Linked DNA regions of Homo sapiens: region 1 is linked to region 2. A link is a loop called in an ENCODE intact Hi-C map of the cell type or tissue named here. Cell type or tissue: adrenal gland. All regions are shown on one strand. Links, peaks and the distances in the headings refer to the core of each region. The heading gives the core; the rest is flanking DNA. Region 1 holds the start of LOC124903513 (a long non-coding RNA gene). Region 2 overlaps ITGA11 (integrin subunit alpha 11).

Region 1 (8,327 bases), core at 201-8,200, 140 kb before region 2:
CCGTGATCATGCCACTGCCCTCCAGTCTGGGTGAGAAAATAAAAATAAAAAATAAAAAAATAAAAAACGATTTGCCAGTTCACTGTCTTATAAATTTGAACAGTCACATACCCTTCAGAACTCAACGTTTCTACTCCTAGTTTTATACCCAAAACTGGAAGACACATACAAGAATTTTCAAAGCAATGTTATAATAGCAAAAACCTAAAAAAAAAAAGCACAGTACTGCCCATCAAATGGAGATTGAATCAACAAATTGTGGTAGAATATTTTACAGCAGTCAAAATTGGTGAACTATAGCTACACAATAATATAGGTGAATTTTACCAGTAAACTATTGAATAAAAAGCCTAAGTGAGAGAAGTTAACAGATACCACAATACCATTGTTATAAAGATTATACAGATAAAAACAAAAGCAAATTAAACAATTTACTCCTCAGAAGTGTAGTGGTAAACTGTTTTGCATGTACACACACATATATATGTATATTTTTGTGTACGTGTGTGTGTATTCATATATAATGGTAACCATATTTTTAAGGTAAAGCAATGATGAATACAAGATTCAGGATAATGATGAACTCAACAGGAGGAGGCAGGAAGATGGGATGGGAAAAGCCAGTTAGCAGTGTTCTATTTCTTGCTGTTGGTGGTAGGTTCAAAGGTGACGCATACATAAATGAAAAGATAGACCATGGATACAGCCATGATAAGCATATGCCATGAACCATACAGACATATCCAGGTTGTGTGGATCTCAATCCCGCAGCTTAGACAATTTAGGGGAGATGAGACCTTCTAAGAAAAAAATATACAAATTACAAATTTGTTCAAATTTACAAGACTGTGGACTGGCAAATTGTTTCTTTTTTTTTTATTTTTTGCCACAGGATCTCACTTTCTCACCCAGCCTGAGTGCAGCGGCCTGATCATGGCTCACTGCAGCCTCAACCTGCCAGGCTCAAGTGATCCTCCCACCTCAGTCTCCCGAGTAGCTGGGACTACAGGAATGTGCCACCACGCCTGGCTAATTTTTGTATTTTTTGTAAATACAAAATCAGATATCAAAGTGATCATTATTAAGAATGAGAAATTACACATTTCTAAAATATGACAACATAATCATCACAAAATCCAGAAGAATAACAGTTTTTATTATTAGTAGCAATAGACAGTCTTACACACCTCTATGATACTGACACATTTTTTTCCTATATTTTAACATTTCTGACCCATACTCTGTGATCACCTCTTCATGTAATAATGATTTTATAAAATTACTCTTCCAAAGAAAAGAAAAAGATAATTCGGCCTTCCCTCAGGCATGGGTTTTTAAACTGTGTTTCATGATGGTAGTTTGGAGGAAGCAGCTCCACGACCTGTTACTAATAATGTCACACCTGAAATGTCCTCAGCAGTCTCTTGCTCAGCCGATGCTTTATGCCTAGGGCCACTGTCATCTGCACCTGCTGGACTGGTAGCCCTTGGAGCCAGGTGACCGTTGATAAAAGAAAAACTTCAGCCAAATTAAATTTAAAGGAGTCTAACTGCGCAATTAATGAGTCATGAATCAGCCAGCCTCCTAAGCCAGAGTAGGCTCAGAAGCTCCAGTGCAGTCATCTGGTGGAAGAAGATTTATGGGGAGAAAAAGGAAAGTGACATACAGAAATCAGAAATGAGATAAAGAAATAGCTGAATTGGTTACAGCTCAGGTGTTTGCCTTATTTGAACATGATTCAAAACGTTGGCTACATTTAATTGGCCTAAATGCTGTGACTGGCACAGGCAACGGTCTGGTTACACCTCCACTTGTTATAGTTCATGATGTACAGAAAAAAACTTTAGGTTGAACTTAAAATATGTAAGGAGACAGCTTTAGGCTAAACTTGATTTAACGTCGTGAAGCCTGGGTCATAACAGTATCTCCTTCAGAGTCCTTCCTGTGGCTTTAAAAGCAGGACCCACACATTCAGTGACATCCCTTGGGGGGGTATCAGGGTGCCCTGTGGATATGGGGTGGTGCTGGCATTACCAGGGCAGAGGCTACAGACGCACTGCATGGCTGAACCGCTGCTTCCTCCTGCATGCTCAGCAGAGGATGCCTCAGCCTTGCAGAACCCACCCAAGACGGGGGGCTCTGAAACTGAAACCTCATTAGCTTTGCTGCCAATCACCTCTGGAACCAGGCTTGTGAGTAGCCTGGTCCTGCTCCTCTGAGGTCACTAATAACAAGACCCTAAGTGATGGCATTGGTGGTGGTTGCTGTGTCTCTCTGGGGCACCCGAAGTAGGGCAAACGAACTACAGGTCATGTCACTGAGAGCATGAGGGAAGGCAGGTTCAGTGATCCCAGCCTTGCTTTTTTGAGTCATTTACCCAAATATTGGTGAGCATCTACTACATGCGAGTTTCTGTGCTGGGAACTGAGGTACAATGGACATGATGGGGCTAATCCCTTCCCTGTGGGAGCTTCCTTAAGAGAAGAAGGCATTAGTTTAAGTCTGGGCACACTTGCCTGTCAGAGTTAAGTGTCCCCCGACCTTAGGCCTCCTCTGGCTTCTGCTTTTACTCTATCAAACCCTCAGTGTTCTGTTCCATATGCACACTGGACATGTTGGTTCATTTACTCCCGGATTCCTGGGGCCCAGCACACAGCTGACATCAGCGCATTTGTTGAATGGAGCTGGCTGACCAGAAAAACCCAGGACAGGGAGACTTGGAGGCCATATGATAATGAAGGAAGTTGAACTGGGACTTTAGCACTCACCTTAGGAACCTCCCCAGCCTGTTCTGACTTCTGAAGCCAGCCACACGCAAAGTGGCTCTCTCTCGCTTCCGTCTTCACAGTGTGAGTAGCAGGGAGATCCTGATCTGCTGGCTCTTTCCTGGGGGAGAGGTGGTGGGCGAAAGAAAGAGCATGGCCTGGTGGTTGCGAGCAGACAGTGCTGGATTCAGATCTCTGCTGTACTACTCACTGTCCTGAGGCCTCCCTGAGTCCCACACAGCTACAGGCTCGTTCTCTGCAAATGATGACAGATGCCAGGCGCAGTAGCGTCTCCTGGAGTATCACCTGGGAGGCCGCACAACTAGAAAGTCCACAGGGGCTCAGTACAAGGTCCCAGCCCTACTGGGCACGCAAAGCCTCTCTGCTCTCACGCCTGACCTTGCACTAAGGGTAAGCTCCAGGAGGGCTGGGCTCATCCTTACCCCCACCGTATCCTTAGCATCCAGAACAGGGTCTGGTACAGAGCCAGTACAAGATAAATATTTATCCAAAGATGAAAAGATTACACTGCAGAAATAGAATAAATACAAAATTTTATTGTCAAAAATGACACGTCACTAGACTTGTTGCTTTGGTTAAAACGACTTCCTGGCTATGAAAAATCTGGCCTCAAAAATGTGTTTTCCACTTTTCAGGAGGACTAAATGCCAATTCAGTGCTACTTGAAGAGCTCTTTCCTTTGTTGATTCTATTATTACTAATTCACTGTGAAAGGTTCAATTGCAGACTAGGAGAAGTAGAGAGCTGGACTGGAATGAGATTGTCATAGCTCTGCTCACATATCAGAAAGCTGCAAATATTCTTTCCTCCTTTCATTTCTATACTTCAGATGTCCCAAACCAGCCTGCCAGCAGTGTTTGTCCCCTGCCTTCCCTCCAACCCACCCTTAGGAATCTCAGCACAACCAAGGAAAGAGGGTGACCTTGTGCACTTGAGTGTGTATGTGACTATGGGTGTGAATATACCTGAGTGTGTGTGTCCTCCTGTGTGAGTATGTGTGTGACACTTCTTTCCCCGTAAGGTGTTCAGAACCCAGGCTTCACTTGGTACCTCCTGTGAGCTCTGGAGCCAGGTTCTCCACTCTGTTATACCACAGTTGCCCAGAGAAGGACCCACGCACCATGTTCAGTAGACCTGGAATGCCATAAGGAATACCCAGACCTATAAATTATCTGCCTGGAGGTTCCCCAGCGCTGTCTAGGTTACCTGGACCCACACAGAAATCCTGTCTCCCTGGAAATCTAGCTTTTTAGCTCACTTTCCTAAATGAGGACAGGTGCCCCGTCCTCACCTTGGCATTCACTTCTCTCTCTTTATTCCCATACCCAAGCTGCAGCTACTACCAGCCTGTGTAGGCCACCAGTCTACTGCAGGGGTGGCCTCCTCTAGTCTCACATAAGATGCAGCTTCTCCTCAGCATAGTCCCTAATCACCTTTAGAGTCTTCCACTCCCCCCATCCCTCCTCCACCCTAGAATTTCTCCTTTATGACCTCCTCATGGGTCATCCCTCTCTGTTATTCCTTACCCCTGCATCTCATTGTATGTTTTTTTTGTTTTGTTTCATTTTTTTGAGATGGTGTCTCACTCTGTCTCCCAGGCTGGAGTGCAGTGGCACAATCTCAGCTCACTGCAACCTCTGCCTCCCGGGTTCAAGCAATTCTCCTGCCTCAGCCTCCTGAGTAGCTGGGATTACAGGCGCACGCCACCACCCCCGGCTAATTTTTGTATTTTTATTAGAGACGGGGTTTCACCATGTTGGTCAGGGTGGTTTCGAACTCCTAACCTCGTGATCTGTCTGCCTTGGCCTCCCAAAGTGCTGGGATTACAGGTGTGAGCCACCATGCCTGGCGGCATCTTTCTTTTTTTTTAGATGGAATCTTGCTCTTGTCGCCCAGGCTGGAGTACCATGGCTCAATCTTGGCTCACTGCAACCTCTGCCTCCCGGTTTCAAGCGATTCTCCTGCCTCAGCCTCCCGCGTAGCTGGGATTATAGCCATGCCTGGCTAATTTTTTTTTCGATTTCTACTAGAGATGGGGTTTCCCCCATGTTTGCCAGGCTGGTCTCGAGCTCCTGACGTCAGGTGATCCACCAGCCTCAGCCTCCCAAAGTGCTGGGGTTACAGGTGTGAGCCACTGCGCCCGGCCTCACTGCATCTTATTGCACCAAAATAATGAACATCACTCGTCTGCTGCTGTCTCTTTTCTTCCTCTTTGCCCTTGTGAGATTATTCCTTTTCTACTAGCAAGGAAGCTCCATGAGGGCAGGATGTATGTCTGTTTTGCTCACTGAAGTATCCCAAGTTCCTGGCATAAAGTAGGTGCTCAGTAAATATTATTGAACACCAAAAAATGCATAGTATGGTTGAGCAACTGGCCAGCGGGTTTGGAATTAGCTCAATTTATCAGCTTCTGGAGCATTTTTGGAAATCCCAGTAGCTCCAGAAATAACGTTACTAAAGCCCCAGGAAAGGAACATTCTGTTACTTGTTAAACAACTTCTCACCAAAGCCAAAAAAACAAAACAAACAAACAAAAAAAACCACCTCTCACGACCAACTCCATCAATAATTTCATCCTTCTTTAGCCAAATCCACTTGGGGAGAAAGAGCAATAGAATGTGCAAGGAGCAAGGAGTCCCCATTTTACCAGGTACATCTGTGGTTTCCTTAGAGTTCTGGTTTGCAGTTTTGACTGGGCATCATAATTCCTGGAGAGTTTGTTTACTCCTGTGCTCTGTACCCAGAGGCTTGGCTTTCCTAGATCTGGGATGAAGCCCAGAATCTGCATTTTAATAATCTCTCTATCCAATTTAGAAGCGACTGGCAATCTCCCATCTCAATTTGAAATACTATATCTTAGAGTTTATAAGAGCAAATGAAAATTCAGCAAAGATACGACCTGTCATGAAGGAGGCTAAGGGGAGTTGGTTGATAAACCAAGCATCAGGTTTTCTCAGGAGCCACAGCTGAAAAAAGGACATTATGAAAGCTGAAAGGACAGGCAGACACACAGCCAAGAATGAATCCCAGAATAAACTGAAGAAAGTTTTCTAAAGGAAATGGATGTGAGTTTTTAAGGATTTGTTTTGTGAAGGAGAATATGGACTTCATGGGCATTTACGCATGGGGTATGAGTTACAGGGAAACAGATTTCAGCTCCGCATAAGAAAGAATTTTATCACAGACTCACCTTGCAATATATTGGGTTAAAGGATTTACTTGAAGGTTGGAGAATATTATATTTACCATCATTTCTTCTTTGAGATAGCATTCACAGGGCTAGAAAGGGGAACAATGACCAGCAGTTGGGCTTAAGAATGGAATAAATGCCCAAAAAGAAATCTTCCATAACAAAATGTGATTACCATTGTTAAATAACTGCTGGAAGGGAGATCTGGAAAATTGTGGCATTTTTCCTTAGTGGTGAATGCAAGTTTGGGCTGGAGCTGAACTGCCAGACAGAGTAGTAAAGAGCTGTATGGGGGAAGGGTGGGGGAAGTGTATCACTGAGGTATCAAGGTAGGAGAAACTTGGGGAGAGCAAACAGGATAAGAAAGATGTCTGGGGACCTCTACTGTTATGTTGTATATGACATTACTACCTGGCTTTCATCTCACCTCAAAATCTTCATTAAGCTTTAGGGTTTTCACAAATGTTTTGGGCTTTTGAGGGACACGGTAGTCTTGATTGCTGATTAAGTTGGACCCGAGAAAAAAACCAAAGACTGCTCCTAGAAGAAGAGCCAAATATTAGTTTTAGCAATGCTAATAGCCACTAGCAATTGAGCTCTTATTGCATGCCACACATGGTGCTAAGTACATTAAATGCAGTATTACATTTAGTTTTCACTATCATCCTCTAAGGTAGAAATCATCATCCCCCTTTTTCAAGAATGAAAGCTGAAGCTTCAAATATAAATAAATACACACACACACACACACACACACACACACACACACACACACACCCGTGTGTTACCCAGGTTATGTTACCCAGGCTGGTCTCAGTCTCGTTGGCTCAAGTGATCCTCCCACCTCAGTCTCCTAAAGTGCTGGGATTACAGGTGTGAGCCATCGTGCCTGGCTGGGGCCCCAAATATTTAAACAGTATGCTCAGTGCTGAAGCTGGGATTTCAGCCCAGGCCCATTTGACCTCAGGGCCTATATTTTAAAATACTACCTATGAAGAAGCTTCCCTGGTCGCTGGAAAATGTCCAGTGAAAGGCTGGTGAGCCTCTGTCAGGTATGTAGTAGAGAGATTTGGGCCTGCCAGGAGTTTAGGCCATGGATGATGCCTACACATACATACACTGGATGTGAACACACATAAGCACACACACTTCCTGAGGATGCACACACATGTCTTTTGCATACTTGCAACGGGACTGAACCAACCACAGCTCTCAACTCTGCTGTGTCTTCCTCTGGGTACATCATGTGACCTCTGTTGGGAGCTCTTGGACCGCAGGAGTTTGGCACCAGGCAGATTCAGCATTTCCTTCTCCCACACTACATATCTTAATTGAACACTTGTTCCAGGCCACACAGGGTACTAGGTACTGGGTATATAGGAATGGGAAAAAGCAGACAAGCTCCCTGCTCTTATGGAGGAGACAGACAATCAGATAACCACACAGACAAACATGCAATTGCACCATGACTCTGCTGTGATAAGGAGTTTTTTGGTGCTATGAGGGGGACAGAGCCTGAAGGCCTGGGACTGAACTGGGCTTGGAGACCCAGAGACCAAGTTCTGAGTTTGAGCAGGTGTTGTTCAGGTAGCAGATGGGGAAGAGTGCTCTGGGCAGAGAGAATAACATGAACAAGGGCCTTGCAATGGGAGGGAGTGTGGCCCTGGAGAACTGGCTGAAGACTGGTGGGGTCTGAGCAGTCATGGGGGTGGCAAATGGCCCACAAGAAGCTGGGGTTAAGTGAGCAGGCAAGGCAGGGCCTTGGAATCATGACAGACAATTCCTCGAGAGCAGTAGGGAACCATTGATGGGTTTTAACAGGGAGACCAGAGACAAGTCAAAACAGATTTACATTTCAGGAAGCAAACTCTGGCTTCAGTGTGGGATAGAGATAAAGGGGGACTAGTGGGGATGCAGTGAGTCCTGCTGGGCAGTGATTATATGCTCCAGTGCCATCACCATCGAGACGATGGTGGCAGATGCCAAGGTCTTTTAGGACACCAGGTCTTCCCTCACCAGCCCGAGTCCTCCACCTCTTCTGCAGGGCACTGGGGCCCAGGAAGGGATGGTCAGCTTATTGGCCCACCTAAGAAAGAAGTAGGCACCTGAAGGTGGTACAAAGTCCCTGTGTCGTCCTCCTAAGACGGTCTCCTCTTTGGCTTAGCTCAGGCATTTTGTGAAACGGTGGGGCACTGGAGGAGGGTGAAGAAGAGAGGCAAGTTCTCTAATTTCTGCGCCATTTTCCCATTTTTTTGTGTGGGAAAGTGCCCTGCAGTTATCTGCATAGATTGTCAGATTGTCTGGCAGAAACCCCAGCCGGGGCCCTCTGGGGAGAAGAAATGCATGATTCA
Region 2 (8,327 bases), core at 93-8,092:
CCAGGGTGGGGAACCACTGCTATAAAAGATGATGAGGGAGCAAAGGGAAGTCAGCATGATCCACAGCGAGCACAGCCCCTCGGGGAAAGTGCTGAGGGGCTGCATGGAGGGGCCATGAGGTGGCTGAGCCCCTTTCGCCCCGTGCTCGCTCTTGCCAGTCCTTTGACATCCGAAGCCCCCTCCATCCTCCACCTCGCCCCCTCCATCCTCCACCTCACCCCCTCCAGTGGCTTTGCAGATCCCACTCGCATCTGGTTCTTGTCTTTCCCCATGGTCACAGCAGGGCAGCCTGAGCCCCTGCCCCACCCCAGCTCACTGGCCCTTCTCCTCCAGGTCCCGCCCAGTGGTTCAGATCAATGCCAGCCTCCACTTTGAGCCATCCAAGATCAACATCTTCCACAGAGACTGCAAGCGCAGTGGCAGGGATGCCACCTGCCTGGCCGCCTTCCTCTGCTTCACGCCCATCTTCCTGGCACCCCATTTCCAAACAACAACTGTTGGTAAAGCAGGCCCCTCCTTTCTCCCCACCCCCAGACTCCAGTCTCCCCCTGCACCTTGCTCTATTTCAAAGCCTGGGCTTTTCCCAAAATGGGTGCTAAGTGCCAGGTCGCCCAAGAGCCACCTTGGATGACTACTGGATCCCATTTGATGCTCTCATTCCAAAGGGCAAAGAGGGGATGTCATGCCAGGGTGAGAGTGGCAGTGAGCAGGGGTGATCATGACAGGGAGGACAGGAGAAGAAGGAAACAGTCTGGGCGTAGAGTTTGGATCAGAGCACAGGACTGATGCCAGTGGAGAAAAGTGGGGTGTGGAAGCCCAGAAGTCTGCCTGGATGCAGACCCAGGAGTCCTACAGGGGGGGTGCTGGAAACCAGGAGGCCAGGTCAATGAGACCCCAGCAGCAGGGAGCCCCGCTCAGAAGTGGGTGTGAGTCCACAGCAGGGCAGTTTCCTTCTGAGGGTCCATCACTTCCAGCTAAGTCTGGAGTCAGACACCTACTCATGACAGCCCTGGCCCCAGGTGGTCTCAGGAAGTGAGCTGCGGGTTCCAGGACTGTCTGTGCTGGCACAGGAAACAGGGACTCAGGGAGTCTCTCAGCCAAGGAGCAGGACCAGACAAAGAAGAGACCAAAGGGAAGATGAGGACAAAGGTGGGCCTGGGGGCTGTGCCCCTCTCTTTCAACTTCTGTCCCTGAGAGGAGACAGATATGAGAGCCAGCAGCAACCTGCGGGCGTGCTGGAGAACAGGAGAAGGGACTGAGCCTTTCCGGGAATTGGCAAAACCTAACTGAAGGGGAGGAGGCAGCAGGGTTTATGCCCCAGAATAGAGTCAGAGATTTGAGGATCCGGCAGGAAGGGGCTGGCCAGCCCTCCTTGGTGTGAGAGGAAGTACCCAGCAAAGGCTCTGACCAGCCCTGAGGGGGATCCCAGAGCCCAGGGAAAGACAGGGAAGGTGGAGGGAGAGGCGGAGGGGGTTGTTGACTGCAGCAAGGGCTCAACATGACACCACCCTGGCCCCACATCCTGTCTCCCCTCCTCATCTGCGGTGTTCACTTTCCCTCCACTTCTTCCTTCTGCTCTTTCTCCACCCTCTTCCTCCCCCTTTTCTTTGGTTCCTTCCTTTACCTTCCTCATGCAATCACTTGCTCTCCATGTGGGAGTTTCTCACCCACACTGGGGCTCGTGAGAGGAAAGGAACAGCTCTCCCCTGGCCAGCCTGGGGGGCTTCCTGGAGGAGGCAGACAGTCTTGGATGGGCATGTGGCTCCACCTTTGTGGTCTTGCCCTCTCCCCTCCTGCAGGCATCAGATACAACGCCACCATGGATGAGAGGCGGTATACACCGAGGGCCCACCTGGACGAGGGCGGGGACCGATTCACCAACAGAGCCGTACTGCTCTCCTCCGGCCAGGAGCTCTGTGAGCGGATCAACTTCCATGTCCTGGTAAGCTGGCAGCCCCACCAGCAGAGCCCAAGCTCCTATAGGAAGGAGCATCTGCCGTGGGAGAGGCAGAGAGTCTGCCTGGCTGGTTCTAAGCCCCCAGCAGACCTCAGGAAGCCAGCCAGGGACAGTGTACCCTGACCTTGGCCACTCCACATTCCCACCTCATGCCCCAGAGACACGCTACATACCACCTCACTAGACATCCTTCCAAAACCTCTTCTCCTGCCACTCTCAGATGCCGAAGGGAGGAAGGTGGGCTCAGTAGGTCCAGCAGAGAGAACTAGGAGCAGCTGGTGGGGGGCACAGCCCCAAAGGGAGGGATAAGCAGGCAGCAGCTAACAATTAAAGGCCAGGTCCAGGAGACAGTGGCATGTACAAAACAGGAGGTGAGACAGAGAGGGGCGCCAGTGATGTCACAAGTAGGGTAGTGGCCTGGTGCCCCATTTTATAGCTAAGGAAGAGAATGAGAGGTTTACTTCCATCCAGAGATACCAAATACCCAGCTCACAGCTCCAGCCCCAGAGATGCAAGCAGGGTCACTCAGAGCCCTCCTGGTCCCAGTAGTTCAATGGCCAGAGTTCAGAGATGTGAGCAGGTCTGAGAAGGTGCATCCCTGTTAAGGGGCCCCCTGAGACGCATCCACACCAGCAGCATCTTCATCCTCCCCACAAACTTGGAAATTCACTTGTTCTGACTCAGAAACTCTGGGGCTGGGGCTGGGGCTGGCGCCAGCACCCTGTGTTTTAACAAGCTCCCAGGGGACTCTGGTGCCAGCTCAGGTTTGACAGCCACTGCCTTTATATAATCAGGGATTGCAGGTTCCAAGGGGAAATTTTTAGGCTGCTCTAAGCAACCCCTTTACTTACCATCTATGCTCAGAACCAACCTGAGCGCCCCTGTCTTGCTCACGAGTTTGTTCATTCACCAATTCCACATGCTGAAGCCCTTATCACAGTGCTAGGGCCATGCTGGGAGGCTCCAGGCCTATTCCTTGCTTGGGAAGGAAGAGTGACACACAGTCATATGGTTCAAATGCTACATGAGCAGCAGGCGTAACTGGTCTGAAGAGAGTGGTGGGTGGGGTGGGATACAGGCGGGCACTGCCAGGCTTCCCAGAGGCCGAGGTACCCGGGCAATGGGAGTCTGGCCCCGAAGGATGTGCAGGAGCTTGGCAAAACAGCCAGGCAGCTAGGTTGGCATGAGCTGAGCTTGGAGCTCCTTTCACAGAAGCACACTCTTCCCACCAACAGACCCGCTAGAAACCTCCATCCACCTGCAGACTCACCCTGAGGGCACAGGGCAGCTGCCCTGCCATCTAAGGAAGGTGGAAGTTCTATCTCAGCATCCACGGTCCTGGCTCATAAAATGACGTTCTCTCCTCCCTCACCGCTGCCCTCATCTCCACCCCCCAGGACACTGCTGACTACGTGAAGCCAGTGACCTTCTCAGTCGAGTATTCCCTGGAGGACCCTGACCATGGCCCCATGCTGGACGACGGCTGGCCCACCACTCTCAGAGTCTCGGTACATCTCGGTACAGGGCACGCACCTCGGGCATGAACCCCACCCCCACCTCCACCTCAACCCCAAAGCCCAGAGCCTGAGTGTGCCGGGTACAGAGGACACCATCCCTCATCTCACCTTCCCACCTCCTGTCCTGGCAAACCCACAGTGTGGCTCCTTCCTGCCTCTCTCGGGGCCTGTGCTGAGTGTTAGCAGATCAATTCCTTAAGGGCAAGGCCCAGGCCTTCTCCTGTTCAAGTTTCCCCGTATCCCCAGCACAGGGGAGCACAGGGTGAGCACCGGAGAAATACAAAGAACCACTGGATGAGAAGGGATCGGAGATCTTAATCACCCACCTCCCTCCTTTACAGATGAGGACAATGGAGACCAGAGAGTGACTCTTAGAGCCTGGGGTTCTGCTTGTTAGGTGACTAACTGATTCACAGAGCTCCTAAGTATTGCAAAAAGAAGTGTTTTAACTGACTGACAGCGGTCCTAAGCATTCCAAAAAGAAGCGGCCCCATCCCTCAGCCACATTTTCTAATCCCTGGCTCTGGGGCATCCAAAATGTTTGACATCTAACATTCAAATGCTCCCTGCAGCCGCAACTCCATGTAAATCCCACTCAAGGAAAATGTCAGGCAGTGATCAATTCTGCTGCTGTGCTGCAAGAGCAGGCAAAAGTTATAAAATGGAATAGCTAATGCCTGAACCTTGAGGATTTGGGAAACAACTTTTAAGCACACCACGGTGCTCTTAAGCCATTCTGTGAGGTCCAGTCTCTGAGCAACGTCTGTGTGAGTGACAGAGTCCAGCCAGGAAGCAGTTTCAGAATTATTCAAGTTCTTACCTGCATTTCTTCAACACCAGGAAAGGACCGTACAGTCCACAGCAATGCCCCTGAAAACCTCCCCTTCTCTCATTCACACCCATCATCCCCCACAGCCCCTCCACACCCCTCTCCCCAGGCCTCCCACAGTCCCCTGCCAAACCTCCGTCCTCACACCTCCCCTCTTTCTCCTAAGTCTGAGCTCCTGGGCTGGCAAAGCTGGATTCATCGTTAGTGAGCCGGGAGAAGGGGAAAGCTGGGCGCACTAAGTCATTTTTGTCCTCTCGCAGTAATTACAAAGTCACTATGGCAAATGAATGAGTACGTGGCACTCACCCCACAAGCATGCTGAAGCCCACAGTGCAGATTAACACACAGGGTAATCCCTGCTCTGACACCGACGATCTCCGTGCAAGGTGGTAATGAGCAGCACAGGTCAGGTGGGAGGCAGTATGCACTTGGAGGACGTACAATCAAGCAATCAGATGATAGGTCAGAGGGCCTTCCTGGAGGAGGGAGCCTTTGGCCAGACTTTAAAGGCTAGGCAGGATTCAGACATGCAGAGACAGGGAGGATGGGCTTTTATTCCGGGAGAGCTGACAGCATCACCAAGGCAGGGAAATAGGAAAGGCAGGATGCAGCTTCAGGTAAACCCCTTTCTCACCTTATAAAGAAAAGGTGAGAAACAGAGCTGAAAACTTTGTAGAGCAGCTAAGTTTCTAAAACTCTGATTTATCTGGATTTCTAGCCCCCAGCAAGTGAGACACATTCTTCCCATCATTCTACAAAGTCTTACTTTGCCTCTACTAAATGCCCAGCGCTGTTCTAATACCATAATATCTGGCCTGTTGGGGAAGTGAGCCATCCCATATTATTGAGTGTAACAGTTGCTTATTACATTAAATTATTTATTTTAATCAGCCAGATAGAAATTCTTCTGAAGGTCATTATATAGTTCTCAAACTTCTTAAACAGTATGCTGAGTGGGAGCTGGCTGTTTTTTCTTTGAGACTTGAACTCACCAGGATGAACTTTGGTGCTAGAATGCCGTAAAGCCCCTATCCTGAACTAAGTTCCTTTCCCAAACGGCTCCACGGTGACCCCTGGATATGGCTTCGCTGGCTACCATTGCAGTCGGCAGGTCCACCTTGCGGTGGGGAGCTGAGGGGCGAGATGGGTAGATCAATGCCTAAAGCAAGAGCGTGTGGATCTGACTGAGGGCCAGAGAGCTCTCCTTCGAGAAAAGTTAATGAATTTAAGATACACATGACTTTGTGACACCTGTTTCCTCTCCCCTGGTTTGGGCTGTGTTGTCGGTAGTGACAGTTACTGCCCCTCAGCTCCAGGCTTGAATATCCATCTGCCTGCTGAGGTCCTCGCCCTGGGTGGGCCACAGGCACTTCAAACTCAACATGCCGCACACTGAACTTCTCACTTAACCCCTACTTTCTTTTTTTTTTTTTTTGAAATGGTATCTCCCTCTGTCACCCAGGTTGGAGTGTAGTGGCACGATCTTGGCCCACTGCAGCCTCTGCCTGAGTTCAAGCAATTCTCCTGCCTCAGCCTCCCGAGTAGCTGGGACTGCAGCCACTGCGCCCAGCTAATTTTTGTATTTTTTAGCAGAGACAAAGTTTCACCATGTTGGCCTGGTTGTTCTTGAACTCCTGACCTCAGTTGATCCACCTGTCTCAGCCTCCCAGAGTGCTAGGATTACAGGTGTGAGCCACCACGCCCAGCCAACCCCTGCTTTTATTACCAAATGCCATGATTATCCTTCTAGACACCTAAAAAAGAAACTCAGCTGACACCCTGGACCCCTTTCTCCCTCAGCCCCGACAACCTCCAGGTTCCTATTGATCCCGCCTCTGGGGTCACTAACCTATTTCCTCCTCTCATGCCCACTACCACACCGACACCAGCGTCATCTCTTGCCCGAATGTTGTGGCAGCCTCCTCAATGGTCTCCCTGCCTCGAGCCTCCATCTTCTCACTCCATTCTCCCACAGCAGCCAGGGCAGCCTTCAGCATGCAGGTCTGTCAGGACATTCCCTGCCTGAGGCATTCGGCGACTCCTACCAGTTGCAAGGAATGACCCCAAGGCCCTGTAAACACAGGCCCCTGACCATCTCTTCCTCTCTCCCACCCCTGTGTCTCTTACCACAGCAACACTGACCCACCTATCATTTCCCAGACTCACCGTCCCGCTCCTGCCCCAGGGCCCCTGCATCAGGCCGTCCTTCCTCCTGGACTTCACCACCTCCATCCCGGTCCACACAGCTACCTTGACCGTCCTTCAGAACTCTGATCCCCTGTCACTTCCTCGAAGGCTTCCCTGACTTCCTACAGGCCAAAACAGCTGTTTCTCCTCTCTGCCTCTTCTATTCCTCATGCACATTTCTTTTCGGTTTTTTTGCACATTTTACACTAGTGATTTGTTCATACACCAATCTTCCCCTTGAGCTGAGGGCAGAAGCTGCATCTTTCTTGTTTTGTATCCCCAGTACCAAAGCCCTTGCCCACACACAGTAGATGATCAATAAATGTTGACCAGAACCGCTCTGCTGGGTGAGTGGGGGTGGGGGTTCTGTGCCATCAGCTCAGTTATGAACTGGAGGGGAGCCAGGAGGAGCTGAGCTTTGAGCATCGTTTTAAAGAGGGAAGCATCTATGGAAAAGCACAAGACAGAGCAGTGTGGTGTCTGGGGACAGTGCAGGAAAGCCAGCCCATGTCTAGTGTGGTGGAGACAGAGCTGGTGTACATTGAGGGCGAGGGGCTGCGGGTCCCTACCCAGCTGCCCACACCTGGCTCTCCCTGGCCCAGGTGCCCTTCTGGAACGGCTGCAATGAGGATGAGCACTGTGTCCCTGACCTTGTGTTGGATGCCCGGAGTGACCTGCCCACGGCCATGTGAGTTGGCTCCTTCCACCCCCACCCTCGCCCCTTCCCCTTCACTGCCAGAGGCTCTGGGGCTCCTGGGGCCCTGGATTATTTCCTGGACATCCTCCTCACAGGCAGCATGGATCAAACATTGCACTTGGAGCCTGCGTTCTAGCCCAGGCTCTGCCACCAACTCCTGCATAACCTCAGGAAAGTCTCTTCTGTAATATGAAACTACTAGTCTAATCTAATTTCAAATTTTGTTAAAAAAAAAAAAAAAAAGAAACCCTTTCTTCGGAGCCCACATTACAAAATAGATGAAAGGTAGAGACAGGAGTCTCTGGAGTTCTGGGTGCTTGTCCTTCAGCCCCCAGATGAGGTGACCTCTAGGCCCGCTGGCTGAACACCTTGGGCTTTCCAATCCTTCTGATGGAAAGATGCCAGGGACACCAGCCGAGGGTGAGCAGGGGACCTACAATCCCCTGGAAGAGACAAACGAACATACAAGGGAAAATAATGAACAATATCATATTCTTAATTTATGTAACATATTTTCCAATAATTTATGCTCAACTTTGATCCAACTATGAGATGATTTAGATAGAAAACATATATACCATGACATAGATAATAAAGAGAAATAGCACATTCAAAACTTGTAGAAGGATAATGGAGCACATATTCTAACCAGCTAGGCTAAAATAAGGATTATCTCTACATTAGTGCTGAGCTTCCTAGCAGCCAAGGCCAAAAGGGAAACATGATGTGCGGAGTGGTGATGCGTGAGTGGTGAGGTCAAATAAGAGCTCTGGGTTCAGCGGAGGGTATGATCTCTATGGTGGGGACACCAAGGGCCTTTGAAATAGGAAGTGGTCTTGAAGGGTGAGCTCTTTCCAGCCCTGCCATCCATTTCCACTCTCCTCCCAGTGGCTATTCCCATGAGCAGAGGCCAGTCAAGTGCCCAGACCCACCTTTTTGCCCCAACCCTGGGGCTCCTCTCTACCCCTGCTTTCCTCATTCCATCTGCCCAGTCTCTGGTGGTCTCTTGTTCTCAGGGAGTACTGCCAGAGGGTGCTGAGGAAGCCTGCGCAGGACTGCTCCGCATACACGCTGTCCTTCGACACCACAGTCTTCATCATAGAGAGCACACGCCAGCGAGTGGCGGTGGAGGCCACACTG

Evidence for each region. Peaks named below come from ENCODE experiments on the same cell type or tissue, not always from the same donor. Only the 100,000 strongest peaks of a DNase experiment are listed, where the experiment ranks them.
Region 1: a loop joins it to region 2, with 2.2 times the contacts of the local background. A loop is called at or near these places in 1 of 110 quality-filtered maps.

Annotation. Positions count from the first base shown.
Region 1 is chr15:68,464,971-68,473,297 of GRCh38, reverse strand. It overlaps LOC124903513 (a long non-coding RNA gene), which reads right to left and starts at 2,827. Exons shown (of 2, transcript XR_007064689.1): 1 at 2,769-2,827; 2 at 1,136-1,622. In adrenal gland, for the core only: no CTCF peak of the experiment used is centred there; DNase peaks (open chromatin) are centred at 2,250 and 3,852.
Region 2 is chr15:68,320,269-68,328,595 of GRCh38, reverse strand. ITGA11 (integrin subunit alpha 11) reads left to right here. Exons shown (of 30, transcript NM_001004439.2): 16 at 334-500; 17 at 1,800-1,942; 18 at 3,355-3,465; 19 at 7,093-7,178; 20 at 8,204-8,327. Among named protein-coding and RNA genes, the nearest start is that of FEM1B, 47 kb to the right of the region's middle. In adrenal gland, for the core only: no CTCF peak of the experiment used is centred there; no DNase peak of the experiment used is centred there.